Regions from separate parts of the Homo sapiens genome. Here regions 1 and 3 are each linked to region 2. Evidence: chromatin contacts called from ENCODE Hi-C or POLR2A ChIA-PET data. All regions are on one chromosome and are shown on one strand. Each heading gives the region's core, a stretch centred on a gene start or an enhancer-like site at or near the end of the contact. The rest is flanking DNA. Distances are from core to core; before and after follow the strand shown. Region 1 holds the start of TRAPPC3 (trafficking protein particle complex subunit 3). Region 2 holds the start of TMEM39B (transmembrane protein 39B). Region 3 holds the start of TAF12-DT (TAF12 divergent transcript).

Region 1 (2,779 bases), core at 105-2,604, 4.1 Mb before region 2:
CCTTGGGGGCTAGTTGACTCCTGCTTTCCTCCCCCAACCCCAACCAACCCTCAAGTTCCTTCCCAGAGCCCTCGGCCCTTGGCTCCCTCCCCTGTGGCATTACACAGGATGGAGAGTGAGGGGTCACTGCCTCTAGGGAGGAAACAGAATGTCTGGGGAAAAGGGTATAATAATGATTGGTCCTGCACCCTGAGGGAGGGACTGGGGGAACCCTGGGCACCAGCTTGCAGCCTCAGCGGCCCCCCAGCCCTCCCTAGCCTGGCTGGCTCGTGTCTGGACAGGCTGGTTGTCATGGTGAGGGCTAGGGGCCAGAATGCAGCTGCTACAGTCAGGCTACCAGGCCTAAGTGAACAGAGAGTGCTCAGGGACCCCCCAGCCCAGCTTCCTCAGAGTTGACCAGCTGAGAGACCGCGGGAGCTGAAACCAAAGAGCTGTGGTCAGGGACTATAGACTTCCCCTTGGTGATGGGTGAGAGTTCAGCCAGCACATTCCCTTCGTGTTTCTGGTGCCTGTTTGTTGGCTTGTTTTTGGAGGGTGGCTGGAAGGGAATACACGTTTCTTTTATGCCTTTTATGCGCCCAAGTGCTGGGCATGCGTGGCTCACCAGTCTTTACAACAACTGAGAGAGATTTAGCAACTTGCCTAAAATGGCAAAGCTGGGATTAGAACTCAGAACTGACGGCCACGACAGTTAGTGATCTTTGTTTTCTGGGAACCAGGCAGTGTAGCTGTTCTAGGGGGAGGGAGGGGGAGAAAGTGACTTGAACTTTACCTAAAAGACTGGATATTCCATCACGAGGCCACAGGTGGTAGAAGGCAGGTGCTGGCATCATTTGGGGTTTGGCAGTCTGAAGAGAAAGACACTAGCGAAATGCTTGGCACATAGTAGGTCATTAAATATTTTTCTAATGAAGAAGCCAATTCTGTGTGAGTCATTGCTAGTTTTCTGGGACATCTTGGGAGCTTCTGGAGCTGAATCGCAACAGCGGAAGACGCTAGCTCGAAAGAGGGACTTTCCAAGACCAACCCCGGCGAGAGAGGAATTTGTGGAGCATCATCTCTGAGCCGGGCGCGGGGGGAGGGGGACAAGGAGGAAGCGTGTGTGTGACCCAGGATTACCGAAGGCTGCGGACGCCACCCAGCGGCCAGGATGCTGCCCAGCGCAAGCTGGGCTCTACCAGGCAGGCGCGCGCGGAGCACTCCGGGAGTTGTAGTTGACTGTGTTAAGAGGCGGTGCTGCCAAAGGGGCTGTTGGGTGTTGTAGTCTGACGTTTGTTGGGCGGGAGTTGCCCACGTCGGCCGGACCACTAGTCCCGTGGTGCCCCGCGGGAGGCCGCGCAGGCGCAGTGAGTCAGTGCCGGTCGGTCTTGTGGGCTGAGGGGCAGCGGCTTAGGCTCCGGCGTCTGCAGGGGTCGCCGAGCTAACCCGTGGCTAGGCGAGTGGGGCGGGGCGGCCGGCACCATGTCGAGGCAGGCGAACCGTGGCACCGAGAGCAAGAAAATGGTAACTTGGAGCGCGTGACCTCGGCGGGCGGGGCGAAATTGAGGCGTACAGGGAAGGGGCCCGGCGCCGAGCGCGAGGTGCGTTTGGAAAAGGGCCTTCCTGTGAGCTCTGGCAAGGGGAAGCCTCTTGCTGGGTCACTCCGGGGGCGTTCCAGGCAGGTGAGGGGACCGTCGGAGAAGTTCCCCGGAGGAGACCCCGCCCCCAAGGCCTGAGTGCAGCTCTGTGCTAAGCCAACAACAACGACGGTAATAAATACCAATAACTGCCACTTAACTTCTCTCTTACTATGTGTTGGGCACCGGGCCACGCACGTTACAGCATCTCAGTTAATCTGCAGAGTAGCCCCTATCAGATGGATAACATTGCCGTTTTACAGCTTGGAGAGCTTACGTAATTTGCCCATATTTACACCTGGGAAGTTAGGATTTGGACCCGTGTTTAACTCCAAAGCTAATGCTAGGAGCTGACTGTTAGGCTTTACTCTTAGGCTACAGTGTCTCGTACTGTGGCGTGGGTATTGTGAGAGATGTTCAGATACTGGTCGTGCCAGAAAGGAACGTTTTATTCAATGGAATAAGAGATGGGCCAGAGTAAGCAGTGAGTGGTGCCCCTCTAATGGAGTGGGTGGCTCCCTTCTTTCCCAGGGAATAGTTTGGACACCATATGGTCCTATAAAGTTGGACTAGGGGCTGGGGCTGCAGACTTAGGTCATTTTTCTTTCGTTCTTCCCTCCCTCCCCCCGCCCCCAGACGAAATCTCTGTCACCCGGGGTGGAGTGCAGTGGCACTAACTTGGCTCACTGCAACCTCTGCCTCCCAGGTTCAAGCAGTTCTTCTGCCTCAGCCTCCCGAGTAGCTGGGATTACAGGTGTCCACCACCACGCCTGGCTGATTTTTGTATTTTTAGTAGAGATGGGGTTTCACCATGTTGGCCAGGCTGGTCTCGAACTCCTGACCTCAGGTGATCCGCCTGTCTCGGCCTCCCAAAGTGCTGGGATTACAGGCGTGAGCCACTGCGCCTGACCAATTTTTGTATTTTTAGTAGAGACGGGGTTTCACCATGTTGGCCAGCCTGGTCTCGAACTCGTGGCCTTAAGTGATCTGCCTGTTCAGGCTCCCAAAGTGCTGGGATTACAGGGGTGAGCCACCACACCCGGCCAAAAGACGAGAATATTTTGTTAGGAAACAATGTCAGGTAAGGGGAAACACATGGACCTTGGTTGGAATTCTGACTTACTTGATTGATCTTCAATTTCTTTATCTATAAAATGGGGATA
Region 2 (2,794 bases), core at 200-2,699:
TACACTATGTCACAGTATCGTGGCTGGGTCGTGTGCTCTCAACTCTGGTACACATTGGGCCCCATTCAGACATAAGTTTCTGGAGGCCTATAACTCTGGGTAACTTTGGGACAGCTTTTTCATCCAGGGCCCCATGATTCAGCTCAAAGGGCATTCTGGGATCTCATGGGCAGGACCCAGGGCCTAAATAAAGGGTCAAGGATATGGCTGGGAGAATCCTGTGGCTGTGGACTGAAAAATTGGACCTACTAGGCTGAGCAGTCTAGCCCAAGCTCCCACGCACCACTTCGCACAAAAGTTCTGCACAAAGCTCCTAAGCACCTAAAAAAGTCACAACCTGACTGGGTGTGGTGGCTCACGACTGTAATCTCAGCAATTTGTGAGGCCGAGGCGGGAGGATCGCTTGAGACCAGGAGTTGGAGACCAGCCTGGGCAACATGGCGAAACCCGGTCTCTATTAAAAAATATATATACATACATATACATATTTTTAAAAAGTTATAACCTGTTCATACCTCTTCACAGTAACACAGCAGCCTCCATTCACATACACCCCACGCCGTAGCATCTCAGCTCGGAAGCGTTTCCCACACTTCGGAGCCAATTTTGGGCTTGGATGTATGCCCAAAATTATAAACCTCCACAAGTCTCTAAAAAGTACCTGGCGAAGAGCTCTGCCCTCCATAAACCCCCAGACCAGAAGCTCTGTTCATACGCTGTTATACTTGGCTTAGAAAATCCCACACAAACACCCTTAGTCCAGTCCAGAAGCTCTGCCCACACCCACTCTCCTCTCTTTAGAAGCTCTGCACCCACATAAAGCCCCTCAGCCCAGAAGCTCCGCCTACACACAACTGTCAGCCCAGAAACCCCGCCCACAAGCCAATAAAAGCCCTCTCAGCCCAGAAGCCCCACTCCAGAATGGGCTCCCTCAGTCGGAAGTCTCCCCGCTCCACCGCCCCCAGTGTAACCCCTCCAACCCAGAAACGCCGACTGCACTAGCGCCCCCTGCCCAGAATCTCCACCCTTAGCGCTGAAGCCACGCCCACTGGTAAGTCCCGCCCCCCTTTCTAGCCCCGACGAGCTGGTCCTCACGAAAGCCCAAGCCCCCACAGGGCTTCGTCTTAGAAGCCCCGCCCACCGTCCAATGTCCCGCCCCCACAACAGAGGCCCCACCCCGCAAAACGACAGGAGGGGGCGGGATCCCGTCTGCGCTCGCATCCCCTCCCCCTCCCGTCACCGGGCTCCTGTCCGCGTGGAGCAGCAATTAGCAGCCTGGCCATCCTAACCCGTGCGCCCGCTCGTTGCCAGGCCGAGCCTGAGCCGCTCTGCTCACCCATCTCCTCCCCCCGGTGCTCTCCGCTTCGCCGCCGCAGCTCCTGCGGGCAATATGTCGGAGGCGACGGCGGCCGGGAGAGGACTAACCGCCGCAGCCCAGTCCCGGGTATCAGCCGCGCGCTCCCGCCGCGCCGCTACATTTGCATACAAGGCGGGCTGGAAGCTGGCGCGCGCTTCTTAAAGGGGCCGCCCGGACGGAGGCGGTGCCTGCGCGCTCTTTGTCTCTCGGTCCCCCACGCCCTTCCTGCAGCTGCTGGTGAAGAGACTCAAGAGGGAGGGGAACGGAACCCACCTCCTGCTCTTCCCGTGCGTGTCTTCTCTCAGCATCTCCTGGACCGGGGCGGCGGCGACCGGAGGAGGGTGCGGAGCCGCCTCTCCGCTCCCCTAGGGGTGGACCATATCCCTGACCGGTCCGCAGGCACCTCCAGCCCAGCCCCACGTTGCGCTTCATCCTTCTCTTAGGCCTCACTGCGCTTTAGTCCACCCCAGTCAAAATCCAGGAGTCATTTCCTCCCTCCCTCGGCCCCCACATCCGATCTTTGCCTTAGTCTTTGTGAGCCTAAGTCCTAAATATTTCTCACATTTGACGTTACTCACCGTTCTCATTGTCAACACCGTGGTTCAGATCCTGACTGCCATTTCCCAGCCTTGCAATCTTGTTTTTTTATGCTTTACGATGAGGCTGCTGATGGTCACCGTGTAGGTTTCGGTGAGGGTTAAATGAAATAGAGCATGCAGAACTGAGTCTGTTTTAGTATTAGCCATCACGATGTTTGGAGAAGCATTGACTAAATGAGCTACATTTATTGTCATTAGGATTCTTCCCTCACAAGACCTACAAGCAGTTTTAGTCATCTTGTAGCTCCATTGCTTAGCACAGTGCTTGGCACTTAATAGCAGTATTCAATTAATTGAATGAATTAGTAGATATTTCATTAATAGTCATAGAGCTTACAGTCAAGTGGGAGGAGATAGACATGAACAAAATTGGTAAATTCTGTAGTATGTTAGATGGGAATGGTGTGAAGGAAAAACAGGAAAGGGGGATGGGGTTGCAGTTTTAAATAGGGCAGGCAGAGCAGGCTTCAGAGTTGACTTGAGTAAACACATGAAGGAAATGAGTGAGTCAGTGGTGCAGATTTCTGGAGAAAGGGGGCATTTCAGGCAGAGGGAATAGTTAGTGCAAGGTCCCTCAGGCAGGAGGGTGTATTTATTTTATTATTTTGTTTTTTGAGGGGATGGAGTCTCTGTTGCCCAGGCTGGAGAGCAGTGGCTCGATCTCGGCTCACTGCAACCTCCACCTGCTGGGTGCAAGCGATTCTCCTGCCTCAGCCTCCCAACAAGCTGAAATTACAGGCGTGCACCACCATGCCCGGCTAATTTTTGTTTTTGTTTTGTTTTGTTTTTTTGAGACTGGAGTCTCCCTTTCTGTTGCCCAGGCTGGAGTGCAGTGGTA
Region 3 (2,700 bases), core at 27-2,526, 3.4 Mb after region 2:
GCTTGTCACACAATGAGACTCAAACACTTGTCAAATGAACGTATATACATTCAACCTGGGTCTTAAAAAAGATGTATAGGCATTCAACAACAAAAAGTGGTATGCCGGACCCTAAAAAGAATGGAGAGCAGTGGCAAGGAAATAAGGCTAGGAATACAGCTTAGAGCCCAATGTTCATGAGGACTTGAATCTGAGAATTTGGATTGGGTGGCAGTGTAGAGGGTGGACTGGGAACGTGGTAGGATGAGGATTAGGAAGATATAAAGACAGGGCAGGATGCCGCACCAATCTGGGCACCTCTTCCTAATTTCTATGTGGCTCACTCTGGCCTGTCACAGCTCTTTATACAATTTTTGGTGTGTTTGTGGGTTCTTCTCCATCTTACTGTGAACCTTACAGATGCTGGAATTGGGTCTTACTTGCATGCCTAACATTCCAGCATACAGTAAAAAATAACAGCTGTTCTCTTTTTTTTTTTTTTGAGACAGAGTCTCGCTCTGTCGCCCAGGCTGGAGTGCAGTGGCGCGATCTCGGCTCACTGCAACCTCCGCCCCTCCAGGTTTAAGCAGTTCTCTGCGTCAGCCTCCGGAGTAGCTGCGATTACAGGCGCATGCCACCACGCCCGGCTAATTTTTTGTATTTTTAGTAGAGACGGGGTTTCACCATCTTGGCCAGACTGGTCTTGAACTCTTGACCTCGTGATCCACCCTCCTCGGCCTCCCAAAGTGCTGGGATTACAGGCGTGAGCCACATAACAGCAGTTCTCACCAAGCATCTGACAGCCGAAAAACTGAAAGCATTAGAGAATGCTACAGGACAGGCTTTGGCTTAGTAGTGAGTTCTGAGTTCAAGCTGAGGCTCTGCACTTATTAGCTAGAACTTTGCTTAATCTCTCACAGGTCTCCTCTAAATGATTAAATGGCGTAACGGAGGTAAGCGGATTAGCACAATTCCCGGCAAACAGTAAGCACTCAATTGTTACTACTGAATTGCCAGTTCACAGGCACAACCAACCGATCTCTCTCATCTCCTGGTTCCTCTGTTGCCAACTTCCTCGTTGAGGTCCAACAGGATACCTGTGGGGTAATGTGTCCCAGATGATATCCCAGTCCTGACACCAAGACAAAGGCACCAACCAAAAATGGCGACCTCAAAGCCATCCGAGGGCGTCAATTACCCGTCATGCTACCGATAGATAAATAAGCAGCGTCGGGAAGAAAAGCTAGTGAAGGATTCTTAACGCCGGGTTGGAATACGCAGAGCTCGCTCATGCTGCCACTCAACCACAAGCAGTTAAAAGCGCAAGCTGCAGGGTGTACCTACACACAGCTCAATATCGCCACCACGTGTCGGAGGGCAGTCTGCGCCTGCGCAAGCGAGGCGCGCGCCCGCCGGCCGGAAGAGCCGCGCGTTTCCGGGTTGGAGGCGGGGAGCGGTGCCGGAAGTAGTCGGGGAGGGCCGCGCAGTCGGACCGGCTGCTGAGACGAACGCTTCACTGGGGCAGTCTCTGCATATCATGGGGAGATAGACGCTGCTGCCTGTGAGTCTTGGGCCCTGGCAGTTGAGGAACAAGAGCGGGAGGAGGGAGTCAGGACCCAGACCTACAGTGGGTCAGTGTTCGAAGGACCAGGTTGTGGACGAGACGGGGCTGTGAGGATTCAGGCTCTTGGGAAGGGACTGACTGAGAGGATCAGGCTCGGAGAAGACGCGGCTGTGGGGACCCGGGCTCTAAGACGGGACTTAGGGAACGGGGACGGATGCGAGTTCTCCGGCATCTGAGGGAAAGTGGTCTGAGAGGAGCAGGATTATGAGGACCCGCACTCCTACGAGGAAAGGGTCAGAAAGGAACGGGGCGTGAAGACACAGGCTCCGGAGAGGTAAAAGTGGAGCGGTGAGGACTTGGGCTCCTAAGAGGCAGAAGCGGGACAGTGAAGACCCGGGCTCCTAAGGATTCAGAAACGGGGCAGCGAAGACTTAGGTTCCTGAGGGGCAGAAGCAGACAGAGAAAACTTGAGTTTGGAAGGGAACAGAAGCGGGCAGTGAAGACTGGGGCTTCTTTGGGGACGGGATCCGGGCTTTGAGACTCCGAGTTCCTGAGTCTCGGAACAGGGCTGTGAGTACCCAAGCTCCTAAAAGCCTTGGATCTAAGGGACCATGGATATGAGATCAGCCTACAAAGTAAAGGGAAAGGGTTTGGAAAAGATTTAGTGATCCATTTTTTCACAGTATTCCCTGAACCCAGAGAGATAAAGGACGTATTCAGGGGAAGACAACTTCTCCTTCGCACTGCCTACTTGGCTCTTGGCAAGCTTTTCTTGTGTCAGATACTCAATCTAGGAAGCCCATATGCAAACATCTTCATTTTCTGCTTCATTCTTGGGAATCAGATGTGAAGTTGAAAACAGTTGGAACTCAGTTATGTACTTGATAAGTGCTTTAAATCCCATTCCACTCAACCCTGAATGAGCACAGATCTCTGCATCTCAAATAAAAGAATGTCAGTGATGGAAGAGTCCCAAAAGATCATCTTTTAAAAACTCCTATTTTACATTTAAGAAGGCTAAGGTTCAAAGAGGCTTAGGATTACAGTGAGGCAATGGTTAGTTAGATCATAATTTTAATACAGTACCCTTCTGTGCGTAGCAAATGAGATGCTTGGTTAATGTTCCTTAAATGCTTCTAGAATCTTTGCTTTATCTT

The links. Hi-C counts contacts between places; a loop is a spot of excess contacts on that map. ChIA-PET counts read pairs that join two places held with the same protein, here RNA polymerase II (POLR2A). Pooled maps may share reads with other maps.
Region 1: a loop to region 2 is called in a pooled map, with 4 times the contacts of the local background. The contact joins the promoter of TRAPPC3 here to the promoter of TMEM39B in region 2. A Hi-C loop is called at or near these places in 1 of 50 pooled maps. POLR2A ChIA-PET finds 5 or more read pairs at or near these places in 2 of 52 experiments (BJ and activated B cell).
Region 3: a loop to region 2 is called in a pooled map, with 5 times the contacts of the local background. The contact joins the promoter of TAF12-DT here to the promoter of TMEM39B in region 2. A Hi-C loop is called at or near these places in 5 of 50 pooled maps. POLR2A ChIA-PET finds 5 or more read pairs at or near these places in 2 of 52 experiments (PC-3 and activated CD8-positive, alpha-beta memory T cell).

Annotation. Positions count from the first base shown.
Region 1 is chr1:36,148,061-36,150,839 of GRCh38, reverse strand. It overlaps TRAPPC3 (trafficking protein particle complex subunit 3), which reads left to right and starts at 1,354. Exons shown (of 5, transcript NM_014408.5): 1 at 1,354-1,503. The coding sequence starts at 1,462. RefSeq lists enhancers at 801-1,460, 1,591-1,670, 1,024-1,684.
Region 2 is chr1:32,071,594-32,074,387 of GRCh38, reverse strand. TMEM39B (transmembrane protein 39B) reads right to left here and starts at 1,449. Exons shown (of 9, transcript NM_018056.4): 1 at 1,337-1,449. The coding sequence starts at 1,340. RefSeq lists an enhancer at 1,445-2,050.
Region 3 is chr1:28,641,832-28,644,531 of GRCh38, reverse strand. It overlaps TAF12-DT (TAF12 divergent transcript), which reads right to left and starts at 1,276. Exons shown (of 2, transcript NR_146730.1): 1 at 769-1,276. TAF12 (TATA-box binding protein associated factor 12) reads left to right here and starts at 1,465. Exons shown (of 6, transcript NM_005644.4): 1 at 1,465-1,540.